Linked DNA regions of Homo sapiens: region 1 is linked to region 2. Evidence: chromatin loops called from intact Hi-C (ENCODE). Cell type or tissue: K562. All regions are shown on one strand. Each heading gives the region's core, and the rest is flanking DNA. Links, peaks and the distances in the headings are about the cores only.

Evidence for each region. Peaks named below come from ENCODE experiments on the same cell type or tissue, not always from the same donor. Only the 100,000 strongest peaks of a DNase experiment are listed, where the experiment ranks them.
Region 1: it touches region 2 in a loop (2.7-fold over the local background); 2 of 110 quality-filtered maps call a loop at or near these places.

Annotation. Positions count from the first base shown.
Region 1 is chr22:22,860,400-22,871,347 of GRCh38, reverse strand. All of the region lies in intron 2 of LOC105372948 (a long non-coding RNA gene), which reads left to right. It overlaps LOC124905086 (a long non-coding RNA gene), which reads left to right and starts at 8,226. Exons shown (of 2, transcript XR_007068015.1): 1 at 8,226-8,315; 2 at 8,409-9,005. It also overlaps IGL. In K562, for the core only: no CTCF peak of the experiment used is centred there; DNase peaks (open chromatin) are centred at 3,101, 4,273 and 4,780; H3K27me3 peaks cover 1,551 bases.
Region 2 is chr22:22,208,281-22,219,228 of GRCh38, reverse strand. It overlaps IGL and IGLV10-54. Among named protein-coding and RNA genes, the nearest start is that of VPREB1, 31 kb to the left of the region's middle. In K562, for the core only: a CTCF peak has its summit at 4,621; DNase peaks (open chromatin) are centred at 3,471, 3,983, 4,415, 4,708 and 1 weaker place; H3K27me3 peaks cover 1,296 bases.

The DNA.
Region 1 (10,948 bases), core at 3,017-5,516, 650 kb before region 2:
TCTCAAGGTCAGAAGAAGGGCCAGGTGGGTGTCATGAGTGGAGCATGAATTTTACCCAATAGAAGGGGCCTCAGAGGAAGCATCAGTCATGCCCTTTGTGCTTGAGCCCTACCAGGGAAGTCACTGGGGTCCTCAAAACAAGGCCCTCTAGTGCACACAGGAGGAAAGTCATCCTCCACGAGCTTAAGCAGAATGACTCCTTTGAGACATTAATACGTGCCAGGCCCTTTGGAGAGTGTTTTGCAGGCACCACCTCAACCACACATTCACAGTAGCCCCACAGCAAGCATACGCTTAAGACACGACCTCTCCTTTAGTTTATTGATGGGAGAACCAACATCAGGAGGTTACAAGATTTATCAAATCCTCCCAGAGAGTAGTGAGTGGAGTCAGGATTTCACCCATACTCAGAGCCTGACCTTACAGCTCCTCCCTGCCCTGCCTCCTACCCCATGCCTCCTCATCTTCTCTTCCCTCATCCAGGACCCGGAACCCACTTATCACAGCCCTGCATTTTTTAATCAGGTGCACTGTCCTCCAAGTCCTTTGGACAAAGGTGTGGATGCTCCCTCTGCTCCCTTCACGGCAAGTAACAAAAGAGCGTGTGTTAGCAGTGACACTGGGGACATCCAGATGTGTGGTCATGCTCCTCATGCCAGCCTCCTCTCCAGACAAGTTAGGATCAGGATTCCATTTCTAACAAGGTGAAGGGTATTGAATTTGGACAACTGTCACATTAGATACTGAAGCATTTTAACTTTAATAAATACGAGTGGCGGGAGAATATTTCCTACCTAATATCTTAGAGACATGTATTGCTTTTCCAACCTAGAAGTACTAAGGATGTGATGAAATGAATTCATTAACAAAACACTGGTTCATTAGAAATAGAAATAATGTGTGAAGCCCAAGGTGTCCATGGGTACAGACAGATGCCTCCACACATTGCACCTTGGAGTTTGGTGAAAAGAGATAACTGAGATAAGATGAGGTCACATGACACCAATATGCCTGCTCCTGTACTTGGCTGAGCATGTCACTGCAGCTCCTCCAAGCCCTTCCCAACCAATGCTTCCACTCCTCCTGTCACTTGACTGGAGGTTGGACATGGTTGGTGGTGTGGAGACCTCAGAGTCTCCACATTGGTTCCTGCTGACCGCTCAGGCAGGTCAGTTCTGACACCCTTGCTTGTGGGTCCTGATACAGCGTTGGATGTAACTTGCTAAGACCACTCTGGGAAAATACACCTTCATAAAAATGATTGATGCTTGTGAGTTAGGCAAAAATAGCCCTTTGTGAAGAATAGCAACACACTCACCTTCAATACTATATTCCTCATGATCAGCCCCCTTTCATCTAGATCTACATATAAACAATAACTTCCTACTTTTAGTTGGTTTTATTGTAAGAATCTTCCCACAGAAAGGGATCCTTGGAGCACAATCCACAGGGACCATTGCCATTCATTCCACTGACCAATAGAAAAAAATGCCTTTGATGGCTCAGATTTATCTTCGAACTGGAAGTTATAGTCAATGTCTTTGAGAAGGGAAGAAGTGTGAAACACATTGTAAAAATTCCCTGGTTTCTGAGAGCCCGCCATATTTCTACTTTGGTTGGAAAATGGAACAGCCATTCTTCCCTAAGGAGGCCCTCTGGGTCATAGGACTCTCCATTGCCCCAAGATGGTTCTAAGTAAGTACTGCAGGGGCTGTGATCCAAATGGATCATCATTCATGTGGATCTGCTCTGTCCAGTATAGCAACCATGAGTCCCAGGGAGCTTCTGAGTCCTTAAAATGTGGGTAGTTCAAGTTAAGATGTGATGTGGGGGTAAAACACACCGGATTTCAAAAAGGTTGTAGGAAAATAACATAAAATATCTCAATATTTTTATGTTGATTACATATTGAAATAATATTTGGGTAAGCTCAGTTAAAGAAAATATAGTACGAAAGTTGCTTCCACCCGTTCTTTATTACTTTTAAAATGTGGCTACTGAAAAATTTTAAAGGCATTGAAATTATATTCCTAGTAGACTCCTCAGCACCAGAGAATTCCTACTGCATTGGAAATCACTGCAAGTATGAGTTACTTGATTCAAAAAGTACAGAGAACTTTCTGGAGTCTTAGGGAGATGTCAGTGCTTTACCTTAAAGCACAGTGACAGGCCCACAGGCTGTTGTTAAAGAACAGGGTCTCTGGGACTGGAAGACTCAGGTTCTGCTCCTGGGTCAGGCACTTTCTAGTTCTGACATCGGGCAAAGTCCTTTTCCTTTCTTTGCCTTAGCTTTCCCATGTGTCAAAATCTGTATCACAGATTCTCCAACTGGAAATGGAGAGATAATGACAATATTTGGCTCATGGAGTAGTTCGTATTGAGTGATTTAATAAATATGAATTGTTTTGAAGAGTGCTTGATATGTATTAAACACATAAGAATGAATAATTAAACATTATTCCTTCTCCTATTTCAACCCTAATCATTATCCTTATTCTTATGATAGTACAAAGGTAGTAAAGATAGAAGCAGATAACTTAGGAAAACAGAAAAGTTTTGAGTTGGGACATTTGACACAACCCTTCCTTGCAACACTAAATGCACATGTACACATATGTACACACATACACACATGCACAATCTACATGGCTCACACACGGCACAAATTGTGCCCAACCTTGCAGCCTACTGTCCTGTTTAGTAGGCTTTCTGTTGCAGGGACCAAGACTGGTTCTCAGAGACATCACTAGGATGTGTCCTAGTAGGACTACAGCAAAATCCCTTTGTTGTGTCCAGGCGCTGTGATGCATGTTACTCCCCCAGTTGCTTCTCTAGAGCTGGCCTGGCTTGTGACTTCCTGGTTCTATGAGAAGGCACCCAGTTCCACAGAAACTGTCAAGATGATCTGCACAAATTTGGCAATCAGTTTGTGATCTGTGACTGTTCACGGTAGGCAGTGTAGAGGCCTGAATGGGCAGGTGAGGATTGCTGGTCAATAGGGCAGTGCTGGTGCCACCGAGGAGAAGAGGCCCTGGGAGCAGAAAGCAGGGGCACCTCACACTATTTACTCCAGGTTATTCCATTGAGGCACAAGGGGGTGTTTAATGGGCTCTTAGGATGCAAAGTTCATAGCAGAGCTGAGCTAGGCTTAGGACAACCAAAAACTGTCCCTGGGGGAGAGAAACTGATAAGCTTAGTGTCCCAGGAAGACTTGGTCAGGGAGGCAGCTGCACTGAGCCCCGTGCACTGAAGAAGGGGTCTTGCCTCACTTACAGCCCGGCTGGGAGCCCATGGGAGAAACTCTTACCCACATATCAGAGATTTGCTCACTCTGGTGATGGTCAGAGAGCATGGGTGGATCCTGGACATTCAGGGAATATTGTCAGCTGGTGGCTAATATAACTCGTAACCCACCGTGGTTTGATTCTGTGGAACCAGCATGGGCATCTACTTGGGGTGATTGGGAAGGTGAAGGAGTCCTTCTTTAAAAAGCAGAGGATGATGTCTCCCATGTCAGCATGCAAAGGATGAGAAGGACAGCCAGAAAACATGTCCCTCAAGGTGGATGAAAGAGACGTCATTTTTCAGAGGGCCTGGGGTCCTTCTGGGCTGTCAGGTAATGCCCCACCTGAGAGGTTGGTGGTGCACATCCCACCTGCAGAGCCCCAAGGAGAGGCCTGAGTCATGGCAGACACACTGTTAGGAATTTGAATTTCAGTCCCCTCAAATTTGTATAATGAAGTCCTCACTGCAAGGACCTCAGAGTGGGATTTTATATTTAAATAGGGTGATTACAGTTGAAATTAGTTAAGAAAAGGTCATACTGCAGCAGAGTACGTACCCAATCCAACACGACTCATGTCCTTATAAAAAGGGGAAACTGTGACACAGACACGCACATGAGGAATACTCCATTTGAATGTGAGGCAGAGATTGGGGTGATTTCCCTCCATGGCAGGGAACAGCAAACACCTCCGCAGCCAGCAGAAGCTGGGAGAGGCATGGAACAGATTCTCCAGTGCTCAGAAGGAGCCAACCCTGTAGATACCTTCATCTTAGATTCTAACATCATCTGCAGAATAGTGAGAAAATACATTTGTGTTCTTTGAGCCATAGGGCTGTGCTACTTTGCTATGGCAGCCCTGGCAAAATAATACAGACACCCCTAGGATCTCTGTGTTCAGGGCACCTCCAGTAGGGCTGGGCTCCTTGTAGATGCTTTGGTCTCTGTTATCCACAATCCCCTGGTGAGGAGCCTTCCCATCCTGTGTTTTCTTCCCCTAAAGTGTCTGAATTTTGTTTTCAAGGAGCCTGTCGCAGCCCTCTAGGCAGCAAACAGTGTCTCCAGTGACCTTAGACCCGTCTCTCCAATGTCTTCCCCCTCTGGGTGCTGCTGGGATCTCTAACCAGACTCAGAAGCCACTCTCCAGCTCCTGCCGGTCAGTGGAAGAATGAGGCCCTGGGCAGGGAGAGATGGCCAAAGATCCCTGGGCCAGAAAACCTTAAACACCCTTCAGATGAGCTCAGCTGCCCCTTCCCACCCGCTTACTACATCACTCTCCCGTGGATGAAGTTGTAGCCCCTGGTTCTGCAAACCCCTCTGCTTTCCTCTCTGGTTGACGTCACATTGAAACAGTTTCTGAGACATTGGAAAAGATGGCAGTAAAATGCCCAGGGATGCTCTCCTCAGTTCCTAGAACTCGATTTTAAGTCACTAAGTCTTTCTTGTCCCTAAACTTCTCAAACTCTCTGCACTGCAGTTTCTCCATCTGAGGTCCAATTTTCATGAATGACATCAGCAATAATTGCTGCCAACTCATGAGCAGCTAGGGTGTGTCAGGCTCTGTGTTAAACACTTTGTAAATATGATCATTAAACTCCTGCAGTATTTTTAGGAAAGAACTTGCTTTCTGTTTCCAATTGATTTCTGCACACACCGGCTCATCTTCACCTTCTGTCAGGAGTGGAAGCAGTTTGAGGTCTTCACTGGATGCAGATGCCCACTGTTGAACTTTACAGACATCAGAAGCATGACCCAAATAAACCTTTGCTTCTTTACAAATTACCCAACTTCAGATATTCCTTTTTAGTAAAAGGGACTGAGACACATTAGTGGAGGAGAAATAGGTCACTTATGCTTCTCAGAAGGTGCGTTATGTAGGTGAGTTTCAGCTGTGCATGAGTGAGGAGGGTGCATAGGAGCTAAGCCACCCAAAGTGTGTTCCTTGGAGGACCAGCATCAATCAACCTCAACTGGAGGCTATTTGCCATGGAGAATCTGGGGCCCCATTCAAACCTGCAAAGACTGCATCTGCAGCTTAACCAAACCCTATATGGTTTTTGTGTACCCATTGAAATTTCATATGCTCTGGGCTTAGCCACAATGGAAAATCTCACTTCCTCTGCTTTTGACAGCAAGGTCTTGTCTCCCTGATGTGCTTCCTGGGCCACCTGGGTTTTGTGGTTGACTGTCCTGCCCTCATTTAACTGAGCTGGATTCAGGTGCTACATGCTGTCATGATGCACAAGAAAGTTTTAAGAACAGATGTTTTTACAATCCACGTGGGTGGTATAGGGAGGAGACAATGCCCCAGTGAGTTGTCGAGAGAGAAACAGATGGTTCATGTCATTTGCCTTGTTTCCATTCAGCTCCAGTTATTCTGGACTTTGTTTATTTCTCAGACCTATTGAGCCATCTTCTGTGTTCAAGCGTCTATGAGTTTTTAAGTGAAACTTTTTCTGTGTGTAACTCACCTCCTTATCCAATACCTACCTAAATCCTAGTTATCCTTTCAGATGTCTGTACTTACCACTTGCCAAGGAAGTGGTCACTGACCACCAAGTCTCTGACACCAAATTACAATCTTTTAGCATTTATGGCTAAGTATATTCATGGTTGGACATGACATATCCAGTTTGCATGAAGTAGCACCCCATCCAGTAGCACCACAAATCGTGCCTTTTATGATGCTTTAACAGGAATGGGAAAACAACAGGAAGTCCTGTCTGCGTACATGAAAACATTTGATGTGACTGTTGAAATAACCATGTGGTTTTATTCTTTAATAGGGAGCATTAAAATAATTAATTTCCATAGGTTAAGAATCCCTTGAATATTGGGGATGAATACTAGTTAGTTATGGTGTTTAATCCTTTTTATATTTTGCTAGTATTTTGTTGAAGTGTGGTTGTTTTGCATCTGTTTTCATAGAGGCTGTTGTGCTCCAGTTCACTTTTCATGTCTTTTGTTTTTGTATCAGCATACTTCTGGCCTCATAGAATGAGCTGCTCATGTTCCCCTTTCTTATATTTTTGGAAGGGTTTATGAATAATTATTATTAATTCCTTAAACAGTTCATAATATTCATCAATGAAACCCTTCATGCCTGGGCCGTTCTTTGTGGGAGGTTTCAATGACTAATTTAAACTCTTGTTATAGTGTTAATCAGACTTTCTATACCTCCTTGAGCCAGTTTAGTAGTTTTTATGTTTTTAGGGATTTTTTCTTTTCATCTAATTTTTGGTATGCAGCTTTTCACAGTGTTCTCATATAATACCTTTTATTTTTCAATATCAGTGTTCAGAGGATGATATCATTGTTTATTCCTTCCATATCTCATGCTGGAAGATGAACTCCACTGTAGGAGGTGGGCCTAGTAGGAGGTGTTTGGGTCATGAGGGCTGACCCTTCATGATTGGCTTGCTGCTGTCCTCATAATAACGAATGAATTCTAACCACTAGTTTAAACAAGATCTGGTTGTTTAAAAGAGTGTGGCACTTCCCCACTCTTCTCTCTCTTTCTCTTTCTTTCTTTTTTTCTTTCTCTCTTTCTTTCTTTCTCTCTTTCTTCTTTCACTCTCTCTCTCTCCCTCCTTCCTCCTCCCTCCCTCTCTCCTTCCCTGCCTCTCTCCCCCCCCGTCTCGTCTCATCTCTTCTCTCTCTCTCTCTTTCTTTCTTCCTCTCTCTCTCTCTTCCTTCCTTCCTCTTCCTTTTGTTTTGTTTCTTTCCTTTCCTTTTTTGCTTCTTTCCTTCTTTCTTTCTTCCCTCCTTCCCTCTCTTCCTTTCCTTTCCTTTCTCTCTTTCTTCTTTTTGTTTCTCTTGCCATGTGACATGCCTGGTTTCACTTTACCTTCCACCATTTTTGTAAGCTTCCTAAGGGCCTGACCAGAAGCAGATGCTGGCACCATACTTCCTATACAGCCTGCAGAACAGTGATCCAATTAAACCTCTTTTCCTTATACATTACCCAGCCTCAGGTACATCTTTATAGCGGTGCTATAAAGGTGCTATAAAAATGCAAGAATGAAAGAACACAGAAAATTGGTACCAAAAGTAGATTGTTGATGTAAGGATAATGCAAATGTGAAAGCAGCTTTGGAACTGGGTAAAAAGTACAGGTTTGAAGAGCTTAGAGGGCTCAGAAGAAGACAGACAGATGAGGGAAAGTTTGGAGCTTCCTGGGGACTGGTCAGCTGGTTGTGACCAAGATGCTGATAGAGATACGGACAGTGAAGTCCAGGCTGCTGAGGTCTCAGATGGAATGAGATAGTTATTGGGAACTGGAGCAAAGTTCACCCTTGTGATGCCTTAGTAAAAAGCTTGGCTGAATTCTTTTCATGCCCTAGAGATCTGTGGAAGTTTGAAATTTAATTACTGCACCATTGGGTTTAGGACTTGTGTGGGGCCTGTTCTTTTGGTTGTTTTCTCCCTTTTGGAATGGTAATGTTTACCCAAGGCCTGTACCACCATTGCATCTTAGGTGTAAATAACTTGTTTAGATTCTACAGGCTCATAGGTGACAGGAGGTTAGTCTCAGATGAGACTTAGGATGTTAAACTTGATGCTGGAACGACTTAGAACTTTGGGGGATTATTGAGAAGGGATTATTGCATTTTGCAATGTGAGAAAGGCATGAGATTTGGTGGGCCAGGGGTGGAATTATATACTTTTAATATTTGTCCCATCCAAATCTTATGTTGAAATGTAGCTGCCAGTGTTGAGGTGGGCCTAGTGGGAGGTGTTTGGGTCATGGGGCCACGTGGATCCTTCGTGAATAAATTGGTGCTGCCCTCATGACAATGAGTTGTTGCTCCCAGTTCATGTGAGACTGGTTGTTTAAAAGAGTGTGGCACTTTCCACCTCTCTCTCTCCTACTCTCACCATGTGACATGCCTGCTCCTCATTCACATTCCACCATAATTGTAAGCTTCTTGAGTCCCTCACCAGCAGCAGATACTGGCACCAGATTTCCTGTAGAGCCTGCATAACCATGAGCCAATTAAACCTCTTTTCTTTATGGATTACCCAAGCTCAGGTACTTCTTTATAGCAATACAAGAGTGAAGTAACACAAAGAATATACTTTATAGATTTTCTATTTTTTTAAGGTACTCATTTTTTTTTTGCAGGTTCTACCCTGGAGAGTGTTCCATATGCACTTGAGATTATTATGTATTCTGCTGTGTTGGATGGACTGTTCTATAGTTGTCTATTAAGTCTAGTTGTTTTGTAATGTAATTTAAGTCGTTTATATCTATGTTTATTTACCATTTCTATATGTTTTTATGTAGTTACTATATTTGATGTTTTTGTTTTCTTTATTCAGAGTCACATCTTTAGTATGATTTTCTATCTGAGAAGTGTTCTTTATTATTTTCTATAGTGTGTGTCTGCAGGTCATGAATAGTGCAAGTATATTTATGGTTAAAACCATTTTATTTTGCCTTCCCTTCTGAAAGATATTTTCACTGAGTAAAGAATTCAGAATTGACAGTTTTTTTTAATTTAAAGAACATGTTTTACTGATACATTATAATTGTATATGTTTATGGGGTATACGTGCTATTTTGATGCATGAATACAGTATGTAAGGATCGAATTAGTGTTTAGGATATCCATCACCTTGAGCATTTGTCATTTCTATATGTTGGGAATATTTCAAATCTTCTATGTATTTTGAAATGTACAATAAATTATGTTAACTATGTTCACTCTGCTGTGTGATATACAACAATAGACCTTATTGCTTTTATGTAACCGTATGTTTGTGCCCATTGACCAACTACCCCTCATCCCCACAACCCCTAACCCTTCCCAGCCTCTCTGGTAACTATTAATCTACACTATACCTCCATGAGATCAGCTTTTTTTAGCTCCCACATGAGAGAGAACATGTGACATTTGTTTTTCTGTGCTTGGCTAATTTCACTTAACATAATGACCTCCAGTTCCATCATGTTGCTGCAGAGGATAAGATTTCATTCTTTTGTTTATGACTGGAAAGTATTTCATCGTGTATGCATGCCACATTTTCCTTATGCATTCATCTGTTGATGAAAACAGGTTGATTCTATAGCTTTGCTATTATGAATAGTGCTGCAGTAAACGTGGGAGTGCAGGAATTCCTTAGATATACTGACGTTTTTTCCTGTGATTAAATACCCAGTAGTGGGATTATTGCATTGTATGATGATAGTCTATTTTTAGTGTTTCTGAAACACTATCATGTTTTTCATAATGGCCGTATTAATTTAAAATTTACCTTCTCACCAACAGTATATAACAGTGTATAAGAGTTCCTTTACACTGCGTTCTTGCCAGAATGTGTTATGTTTTGTCTTTTTGATATTAGTCACTCTAGCTGGGGTGAGATGATGTCTCACTGTGATTTTGATTCGCATTGCCCTGATGATTAGTGATGTTGAGCATTTTAAAAAATACACCCTTTGGCCATTTGTATGTTTCTTTTGAGGGATGTCTATTCAAATTCTTTGACCTCTTTTTAATGGTATTATTTGGCATTTTTTTTTTTTGCTGTTGAATTGTTTTGCTTTCTTGTCTTATTGTCTTATTCTGTATGTGAATCCATTGCCAGATGAACAGTTTGTAAATATTTTCTCCTGTTCTACAAGTTGTCTCTTTACTTTGCTTATTGTTTTCTTTGCTGAGCAGAAACTTTTAGTTTAATGTAGCTCCATTGGTCTATGTTTGTTTTTGTCGCCTGTGCTTTTGAAAGCTTAGGTATAAAATCTTTGTCTACACATAAGTCCGGAAGCATTTTCCCTATTTTCCCTGTGTTTTCTTCTAGTAGTTTAGTAGTGTCAAGTTTTACATTTAAGTCTTTAATCCAGTTTGAATTCACTTTTGTATGTGGTGAGAGATCGAGGTCTATTTTAATTCTTGTGCCTGTGAATGTCCAGTTTTCTCAGCAGCACCAAGAAGGCTGTCTTTTAACCAATGTATGTTATTGGTGCCTTTGACAAAAACCAGTTGTCTGTAAATATGTGGATTATTTCTGTGTTTCCTATTCTGTTACACTGGTCTGTGTCTGTTTTATACTATAAAACAGTATAGTATAATTTGGGTTACTATATCCTTGTAGCATATTTTGAAAACAAGTGGTGTGACACCTGCAGCTTTATTCTTTTTGCTCACTATTGCTTTGGCTATTCAGTGTCTTTTGTAATTCCATATAAATTTCAAGATTGATTTTTTTTTTCTATTTCTGTGAAGAATGACATCGGTGTTTTGATAGGGATTACACTGAATATGTACAATGCTGTGCGTAGTAAGTTTTAAAAAGTTTTATGAATGTACCTCCACTGCCTTCTTGCTTGTATTGTTTCTAATGGGAAAGCTACTCTCATCATTATGGTGTTCACCTGCATCAAACATGTCTTTTCTCTCTGGCTGCTTTTAAGAGCATTTCTCCATCACAGTTTTTTTTTGTTTTTGTTTTTGTTTTTTTTTTTTTTGCAATTTGATTATGGCGGGTGTTGATGTTTTCTTTATGTGTGTGTTTTTTTGTGTATATGATGTCTGTGTGTTTGTGTTTGTGTGTGGGTGTCTGGGTTGTGTTAAACTATGTGAAATCATAAGTTTATAGTTTTCACCAAATTTTGCACGTTTTTCCTTATTTCTTTAAGTGGTTTTTGTACCCTCCCTCTCC
Region 2 (10,948 bases), core at 3,116-5,615:
CTTCCTGTCATCTGACTGGTCACTGTCATTCAACAAACAGTAATTGAAAAACCTGAATGGCCAGTGATGTGATCAGCTCCAAAGTACTTTATATTAATATATTCTACATGTTTATGGACAACACACTATCAAACCACGAAAAGACATGGAAGAAACTTAAATGCTTATTAGTAAGTAAAAGGAGCTGACCTGCAAATGACATGATACGTGATTCCAAGTATATTACAGTCCAAAAAGGGGGAAATAATTTCAAGTGTATTACAGTCAAACAAAGGAAAAAAGTAGAAAAGTCATCGACTTCCAAAGGTTAGGGGAGAGAGAGAGATGAATCAGTAAAGCCAGAAGATTTGTAGGGAAGGGAAATACACTGCATGATACTGTAATGGTGGATATATGTCATTATATATTTGCACAAACCCATAGCCATAGGATGTGCATCAGCGAGAAAAATTCCTTAAGGAAAATACTGACTTGTAGTGATAATGACCTGTCAATGTGGTTCATCAATTACAGGACATGTACATTTCTGATGGGACCCGTTGATAAGGGGGAAGGCTGGACATGTGTGGAGCCAGGGAGGATAGGGAATATCTTTCTACCTTCTTCTGTATTTTGCTATGAACTTAAAACTGCACTAAATTAGTGGCCAACAAAACTGTGGAGAAATGCTCATCATCACTAATCATCAAGATATGCAAATCAAAACCACAATGAGACGCCATGTCACACCAGTCAGAATGGCTATAATTAGAGTAAAAAAACAACAGCTGATGGTGAGGCTGTAGAGTAAAGAAAACACGTATACACCGTATTTCAGGCATTGTGGAAAGCAGTTTGAAGACTTCTCAAAGAACTTAAAACAGAGCTACCATTTGACCCAGCAATCCCATTACAGGGTATCTATCCAAAGACAAATAGATCATTATACCCAAAGGCCACATGCACTTGTATATTCACCACCACACTATTCACAATACCAAAGACATGGGATCAACCTAGGTGCCCGTCAGTGGTGGGTTGGATAAAGAAAATATAGTTTATATACCCCATGGAATACTATGCATCCATAAAAAGGAATAAAATAATGTCCTTTGAAGCAACATGGATGCAGCAGGGGGACATAATCCTAGGCAACTAACACAGGGACAGAAAGCCAAATACCACGTGTTCTCATTTTTAAGTGGGAGATAAACATTGAGCACGCATGGCATAAACATGAGAACAATAGACACTGGGCACTGCTAGGAGGGGGAGGGAGAGGAGGGAATGGTGTAAAAAACTACCTGTTGGGTACAATGCTCACAACCCGGGTGCAATACACCCATGTAACAAACCTGCGCGTGTACCTGCTATATTTAAAATAAAAGTTGAAATTTAAATTAAAAATATGTATTAAGAGCAATTTAAAAAGATAAAATTGTATACTTCAACATCACACAATATACCCTTGTAACAAACCTGCACATGTACCACCTGAATTTAAAATAAAAGTTAAAAATTTTAAAAATAAAAAATAAAATAAACATATTAATGCAAAATTTTAAAATAAAATGTTAACTCATTCTGGGAGGCTGAGGCAGGAGGATCGCTTGTGCCCAGGAGTTCGAGACCAGACTGGGCAATATGTTGAGACAAATAAGATTTGTTTTTAATTAGCCAGGCATGGTGACACCCACTTGGAATCCCGGCTACTCAAGGAGCTGAGGTGGGAGGATCACTTGAACCAGGAAATTTGAGGAACGAACTGATTTCAACACCAGATTTACGCATTTATACACCATTGTCAAGTGGGATTTATACTTAAAATAATGGTTGGGTTCAACATTAATAAAAGTTTTGGTATAATACCATATTATTACATCACAACCAAAGATCATATTGTATCAATAGATTTTTAATGTGTTTGGCAAATTTTAATATCTATCCCTAATAAAAATCACGTAAGAATACAGAAACAGATAAATTTGTTTATGATATGGTAACACACATGCGTGTGCACGTGTGCACGCGCACGCGCGCGCGCGCGCACACACACACACACACACACACCTGTCTTGGTCCGGAGTCATCATCTTACTGCATGGAGGACATTTTCCCTGAGATCAAAAAAATGCAAAGGTACCCCTTACCTCACTCATTACTCATCATTGCTCTGAAAATATAAGACAAGAAAATTAAATAAAATGTATTAATGGATAGATGTCTGCCCTGATGGGAATAGACAGTATGAAAGACCAAATGCATTTTATGGTCTTAGATCTTTGGGTTCTTGTGCCAGAAATGACAGCACAAATATCCCCAATGAGCCCATGTTGGTCACAGGTGATGAAAGGGGGGCAAACCACTGGGTAACACACGCAGAAGGGAGAACTTTAGCCCACTTTTCTCAGGGCCAGGAGGAATATTTCAGCTCTGAGGCTGTCACCCTAGGTCTGCGATGATGATCATCCTCCTGCTCAGGGTGCAGCACAGTGAACAGCCATCAGCACCTTCAGAGTGCTTCAGGATGGAGCTTCTGGTGCCAGACTGCATCAAAGCTACCCACATTTCTCCAGCTTCCCTTAGTTCTGACCAAGTGACCACAGCACTGACACAGAGTCCAGGGTCACAGCTCACTTGTGCCTTGTGAGCCAGAGCAAGAAGGCAGGTCTTGTGTGACCTCAGCGGCCTCTTCCCCTAAGCCCATGACAAATATCCCTTTTATAAAGAACTGAGGGAGAAAGGCCCCAGGGTGTGGTGGGGACACCTCAGAGCTCTGTCTCCAGAAGCTCCACTGCGGGGAGGATGGCCACAAGCTGTGTTGGATCCCCTGGCCAGGCTCTCCTAGGCACAGAATCACTCCATCCATATGCACCCTGGGTTCTCACCGTGTATCAGCACTTCCTGAACCAGACTTGGGTAAAGACTTTAAAGAGGTAAGAGAGAGATGCCTCAAATCTAAAGCAACGCAATGGGAAAGGTGGACTCAGGAGGTGACAGGGTAGTGGGGCCTCATGGGTGGAGAAAAGTCACACATCAGTGGGGACACTGTTTGGTCAACTTCCCTAGAGTCAGCTGAGTGGTTTACCAGCTGTCTGCACACTAAATAACACAGTAAGTTTCCCAGGTGTCACTACCCAACAATAGAGTGAGAAGGATCCTCCATGCATTCATCACTGGAAGAGTGATGCTCTCATGCGTGGATTTTTATCTTGATGGAAAATTATCCTGAAAACAGCTATATAGGTGTTTTCTTTTTCTCAAAATGTCAACATCTCTGTCAACTGTACCCCAAAGCTCCAACTTCACCTGCTCTCTCCACACACTGCCCATGGCTGTTAGAGGACAGTGATGAGTCGAAAGAAGAATACGCATGGGAACACTGTTTTGAGTGTGTGGGTGTTGAGATTACACAGTAATGTGGGGCCCAGGAGGCCTCAACCAAATGTATTGGACATATTTGGATCTGGAGGAGTCCAGGGATCCCTGTGACAGCAGGGAAGGGGATTCTAATGAGAAGACAGGGCATGAGCAGGCCACAGAAGGGAGGGGCTGCTGGTGGCCCTGCTGAGTGGATTCTCAAGGCCAGAGAGCAGCACCCTCGGTGACTTGATCCCAGCATCTTCAAATGGAATGGATAAGAAAACTCTGGAATAATAAATATTTCCTTAGTTAAACCTAGTGTTTCTTTTTTACTAATTGCTAGTGCATATGTATGTTCATGCACTAGTATTATATATATGTAACTACTAATATATAAACAATGATGTTCCCTACACACATTTGTTAATAAGGCAGGCTTGCTAATTTCACTTCATGTTCCTATTTTTAACAGTCCTAAATAGTGTACACTATTGTGAATGCATCCCTTGTCTTTTGGGTGGTCCAGTTTAAACAGTGCTCTGTGAGGCCTGTTCAGTGAGGCCGAGGGAGCTCTTGAGTTTTTATCTCACTTCCCCACTGGCCTGAGGCACTGTGTGAGCACTGAGGCTGCTGTCCAATGCTGAGCAGTAATAGTCAGCCTCGTCCTCAGGCTGGAGTCCAGTAATGGTCAGGGAGGCTGTGTTTCCTGACCTGGATGCAGAGAATCTCTCTGAGATCCCTGAGGGCCGGTTGTTATTCCTGTAGGATAGGAGTTTGGGAGGGTGGCCCTGGTGCTGCTGCAGCCAAGCTGCTCCTTGGTTGCCAACAATGTTGCTGTTCCCAGTGCAGGTGAGTGTGGCGGTCTGTCTCAAGCCCTTGGACACCGAGGGTGGCTGAGTCAGCCCTGCCTGGACCACTGACACTGTAGAGGGGACAGAAAGGAATGTGAGAGCAGGATCAGAGTCCACTGAGCCAGGGAGTGGAGAAGCTGGAGCAGAGGTGGGTGCAGATCCCTGGGTAAGGTCCACTCTCACCTGCAGAGTGAGTGAGGAGGGTCAGGAGGAGCAGAGCCCAGGGCATGGTGCAGATTCCCACTATGCTTGCTGAAGCTCTGTTTGGAGACTGGGCTCCCCTAAGTCTCTTTTTTATAGCTCCCAAAGCCTTCATGGGGGTGGAGTCACAGCATTTAAATAAGATCTTGCTCTCTGACTTTTCCCGGGCCTCCATGTGCTGGTTACTCAAAGATCTGAAGCAGAGAGGGAGGAGATGAGCTGACCCAGGGGTGGAGGTGGCCTGGCTTATGGTGACCCCTGTCCCCACAGGTCTGTGTTGCAGCCCAAACCGAGTCTCAAGAGCACCCTGATGGCTAAACTTCAATGCAGGTTCTGAGTGGTTTCCAGGCTGGTTGGGGCCATCTCAGGAATTTCTCCCACTGTCCCACTCTGTCCAAGATCCCAAACCTTTCTTACCTCTCGGACACAACTGGGCCATGGTAGCCAGAGAGTCACTGGTTATCCTGATCCTCTTCTGAAGCTGCTCATGGTGTTGGAGAGGGACCCAGGGACCATGAGAAATCTAAATAAAAGGGGTTTCTGGCAAAGCAGTGCCCTTCTCACTAACAATGAGCTGCAGAGAGCTTGTCATCCACTGCATCAGCAGCTCATGTAGACTCGCTTTACTTAATCATCTGTTACCACCCCCAAATCAAGAATATTTTTCTGTATTAATTTTTTGGAATTTAATTACGTAATATTATTAGTACTTTTATCACTAGACACTAAAAACCTCTCTATGGATTTATTTCATTTTTTAGCCATTATACGTGTCTCCATCTCTTCCTAAGACACCCATTTATGTGAAATAATGTGCCTCCAGTCTACTTTCCAAAAAGCCCGTTATATAAGCTTGAAGAATTCGTTATGCATGTTTCTGCTTTAAAATAAGTGGCACATTGTTTTTTTCTTGAGAGCTTTTGATTTTGTTTAATTTGGTGGGAGTTTGTTGTTATTGTTTTTCAACTGATAATTATATTTTTATTCGTGTCGCATAAGAAGTTGTATTACTTCCAACTGGCTAGCATTTTATCTTCTCCTTGTGTTATAAATTCCACTTGTGTTGAACACCTATGTTGCTTCCAATACTTTGCTCCGAATAAGGATCTCTTTATAAACATTTCCTTGTGTCTCTGTATAGGTGGACTTCTGCTTGACAGAGGCAAACACACTTCTCCTTGTGTGCTGAGGAACTTTTCTCCAGATGGCAGCACTTGTTTATTCACCCAGCTGTGAGTGTTTGTGATTCCCAACATGCTCACTGGAATCTTAGTTTATTTTATTTTGCAATATCATTTTACTGTTCCACACTCTCAATGACTTCATGCTTCATTCAGAAGTAAATCCACAGTTGTCAAAGCACCACGTGAACCCACAGTATCTGCCTCCCTCCCTCCCTCTGCCAACTCTCTGACCACGTCTCCTATGCTCTGAACTAACTCCTTTCCTCCCTCTCTACCCACCGTCTCTCTCCCCGCTCAAGTCAGAAGATGATGATGGGCCATGTGTGAGATTGGATGGGACTAGGGTAATGGGCTGTATCAAGGGGGCAGGCTAGAATCTTGGATCCGCACAGCCACCTCTGCTTATACCTACCTACACTCCTTCTCAAGGACAATATTTTAAACATAAATATAAACATAAGAGAATGGATACAACCTCACTAGTCACTGCTAAAATGTTTTGAGCGTCTTCATGTAAGAGAAAATTTCAATATTGATCATTGTCTCTTATAGTAGTGAGCTTTGACACTATTTTCTTATGTGTACTGTGTATTTCATTGTTTTTTAAACCCAGAGTTTATAGATTTTGATATTTTGTCAACATTATGAACTGCTACATTTTAAAGTGATTTCTGAAAATATATGAGAGAAAAAGAAATGTTGATATGCTATTTGCACATATGATAACATTTGTATTTAACAAGCTTTAATTCAACAATGTGTAAGAACATCAGAATAATATAATGCCTTCTTGGTAGATAAACATAGCAACTAAAAAATACAAATTATTTCATATTTTTGAATTAAATTATTGTATTTAAATGTTTTACACTTTTGCTTATTTCTCATATTGCTAGAAAAATATGTTATCCAATATCTTTATGGGCCATAAGCTTTCTATTGTTCCACATTAAAAATAAAATGATTCTAGTGGTTCAACCTTAGGGGTATCTTTTTTTTAGATATAAATGGACATTATTAAGAAATTAAAGAAGTATACTATATTCCCATATTTCTTAATTTGTCTTTGTGTGTGTATATACACATGCATGTATATATATATAAATATATACACACATGCATACACACAAATATATATAATATAATATATGTCTATATATGCACATGTATATGCATATGTGTAGATGTACATATCTAGATATTTAATAAAGGAATGATGGTTAGAATTTCCTGAAAATTCATAGAAAAGGCAATTTTTGTTGTTAAATTATTTAATAATGGGAACGAGAGACACTAAATAAATAGCCCTTGACACAAAGCCGTCTTTTTTTTTTTATTTTACTTTAAGTTTTAGGGTACACGTGCACAACGTGCAGGTTTGTTACATATGTATACATGTGCCATGTTGGTGTGCTGCACCCATTAACTCATCATTTACATTAGGTGTATTTCCTAATGCTATCCCTCCCCACTCCCCCAACCCCACAACAGGCCCCGGTGTGTGATGTTCTCCTTCCTGTGTCCATGTGTTCTCATTGTTCGATTCCCACCTATGAGTGAGAACATGCGGTGTTTGGTTGTTTGTCCTTGCCCATAAAAAATTATGAGTTCATGTCCTTTGTAGGGACATGGATGAAGCTGAAAACCATCATTCTCAGCAAACTATCACAAGGACAAAAAGCCATCGTTCTCACCCTGAGCATGTTGCCCAATTTTTATCTCCCTCTTCCTTTGTGAATTTTTCCATCAGAGATTCTCCTCTTTGATTCCTGTCCCCTGATAGGGCGTGTCACCTCGAGCCACAGATCTTTCAGGAAACACAGGACTCAGGCCGCTGAAACAACGAGGAAAACAAGGTGACACCATGCATAGTGTCCTTCTCTCACCTTCACCTTTTATGGATTATTCCCGGCTAGGACTACAACTCACACATTTCCCCCACTCCTGTGGCTGGGATAGCAGGAGACACAAAGCACCAAGGGTGTGCGCCCACCGGAGTCAGAATCGGATCACTTCCTTCCCATGATGCTCAGGTAGACCTTACTGCCTGGTTCTCCTTCTTCTCCAGGAAGAGCAGCCCTTGGGAGGACTCCGGCATCCTATGAGCAGGGAGCTTGTGGCAAGCAGCTTTGCCTGCAGCTGAGGCAGGGATAGAACAGGCTGCACGGGTCCTGAGGAGGGCAGCGAAGCCCACAGCCTGGGTATGGGAGGAGTCCTCAAAGGAATCACAGTCATGTTTTGAGCCTCCAGACAGACAAGGACTTCTGGATGGCAGGAACCCAGCTGATCAGTCTGGAATGCTCTTTTCTCCTGCTGGGCAGGGCTGAAGACAGTTTCTCTCTGACCAGCTACTGTGGACCCAGAGTGATGACCAGCCTGAGCCATAGAGTTTGTGCCTGTGTAGGGATGCTCAGGCTGAGAATGAGGCAGCAGCAGTATGACCACAGTGCAGGAAGCTGGAGGGGCATGCAAGCCACGTGCTCACACCTGGAGTGGAGGGACATGCAAGCCACGTGCTCACACCTGGAGTGGAGGGACATGCAAGCCACGTGCTCACACCTGGAGTGGAGGGAAAGCCTCCTTGATAGAGCAATATTGAAGGCACGCACTGCATTTATTGTCACATGATTGTGCTGTGAGACACCTTACATATTTATATTTAGTTGTCAGAAAAACCTCATGGTGACTGAGACAGATGTCAAACTCACCTTTACCCTCCCTTGGCCCATGCCATAGGAGACACATCCTGTACCACAGCTTCTGGAGTGGGAACCCTGCTACAGAATATGCTTTAAAGTGGTATCTGCCCATGTTGATGTGAAGACAGCTTTTCCTTTGTTTTCCCGTCACCTTCCGTTGAGGGGTGAGATCAGGCCCCTCCCTGTTAACCAGATCTGGCACTAGTGATCTCTCGGCACTGACAGTTTCTGTGGAAGTGACACTTTATAAACCAAGTCAGAGCTCTGAATTCTCTGGGACTGCCCAGCTTCCTGGAAACCCAGGCCACATGGGAGGCCTCAGGTAGGTCATTCAGCCAAGGCCGGCTTCACTGCAGACTCTCAATGAGGTCACCTTCAGTCGATTCCAACCCCTTCATACCAAATCAGCCCCAATCTGTGAAGCTTTTTTGCTGAGGCTCCATCATAAGGGGAAATGAGTCACCCACAGCAGCCGTGTCTGAATTACTCACCTATGCCTACAAGCAAAAAAAGTGCATGTTTTATTCCACTCTTGAGGCTGGATAATTCTTGTTTCCTTATCTGTTTGTTTTTGCATAATAACAGATGTAGCTCTTGCAGGAAACTCATAATATAAAAGAGAATGAACACTGCAATCTGAGTTTTCTTCCTTTCATGTTCTGCAGCCTTTCAGGTTGTGATTCCAAATATAAAAGCCAGTAAGTTGGCCTGAACCCTGGAGGCGGAACTTGCAGTGAGCCGAGATCGCGCCACTGCACTCCAACCTGGGCGACAGGGCGAGACTCCGTCTCAAAAGAAATAAATAAATAAAAATTTTTAAAAAGCCAGTAAGTTTTTGCATATTCTTACAGAATTATTAACTGAACTATTAATAGCACTGACATCATGACAATCTTTTTCCTAAGGGCTTTTTATGTTTAGTTATTTATTCTTCATCTACTCTAGAGAGTCAGGTGGCAGCAGGAAGGAGGTTTCTCTGCTCCACTAAGACTGTCCCCAAGCTGGGAAGGCTGAACTGCTCCTCATCACCTTCCTAACACTCCTCCTCCCATTATCATGTGATATTCTTACTCTTTGTTCATTTTCTCCTCCAGTTGGAAACTCAAAAAGGTAAATCTGTTTTCTAGTTTTGCTGTTTCTCTTTTTGTGTGTGCTCATGTTTAAGATCCAAACATACACAAGAAATTTGAAGGGAATCGGCAATGATAGGCACTTGTACCAACAGCTTTAAATACCACGAATGGTAGTGACTTTGTCTTGAACATGACAACCCTCTTATCTTTGAACCAAAACCTTCACTTTTTAGATGAATTTTGGGGTCGTCACTTCCTTTCCTATACCTGGTTTTCATGAGATCATAAGAATGTGTGTGATTGTTTCTTGATTTCTTATCCAAAACAAAAATTTAATTCTACAATTTTGTGAGATAAAAATTTCATTTAGAAAAGTATATATTATATATTTCTTCACCCAACATATTCGCTCAAACAGAAATGCACTGGTGAAAATACTGTGATTTTTTTTTTTTTTTTTTTTTTTTTGAGACAGTCTCGCTCTTTCGCCCAGGCCGGACTGCAATGGTGCTATCTAGGCTCACTGCAAGCTCCGCCTCCTGGGTTCACACCATTCTCCTGCCTCAGCCTCCTGAGTAGCTGGGATTGCAGGCGCCTGCCACCGCACCCAGCTAATTTTTTGTATTTTTAGTAGAGATGGGATTTCACTGTGTTAGCCAAGATGGTCTCGATCTCCTGACCTCCTGATCCGCCCACCTCCCAAAGTGCTGGTATTACAGGCGTGAGCCACCACGCCCGGCCATGATATTTCTTTATTAATTTCTGGGGAAATGGTCGGTCTTTTTTGAGGGATGCCCTTTTTCATCCTTGTAAGACCATGCTGATGCATGCTGCCCATGGGAAGCCAAAGGGTCAATGAATCCCCTGGCATTGTGTCCAGTCACTCCATTTCCTTCTCCCGTAGCTTTTCAGGGAAGCAGCCCTGAGAACTCAGAGGATCTTTCTCTGATTGAAGCATCTGACCTCTGGTTGATATCTCTAAACATGCTGTTTTTTCAAAAATCATGTTCACTGTCTTCCAATGACTGTGCAAATGTCTCAACCCACATCCTCCCAGATGCTCAAGATAATCCTTCATTGATATAAAATGGACTCTAATTGCTAATATTCTGAGAAAGTTTTGCTTCTATGTTCATTAATGAGATTGTCTTGTATTATTCAAATCTGTTTCTGTTTCTGTTGAGTTTAGTTTTACTCTTTCGCTGGAACATCAAAATAAGTATGTGTGTTTGTGTGTGTGTGTGTGTGTGTGTGTGTGTGTTTATAATTTTATACAAAGGTCCAGACTGTATAAATGGCAGTTAGCACTCTCTAACCCAGCCCTCTACAAGGAGGTTTAGAAATAATGGATAGAACGAGATAACAAGCTCCTCATGCCCAGACGATAGGACTGAAAGGCAGTGGTAATGTGCACCCAGAAACCTTGACCTCATCCCTAAAAGAACTCCTGATCTAAAGACTGAGGATTTTGAAGTGGACTGAGATTCTGGCCATGCTGGAGAAGCTCCAGGGTTCTTCTTGCTGAGTCTAAGTTGTTAGGATGGGAACTTCCCCAATTCCAAGTGTTTCTCATTCTGTGCCCAGGAAACATTGTAGTT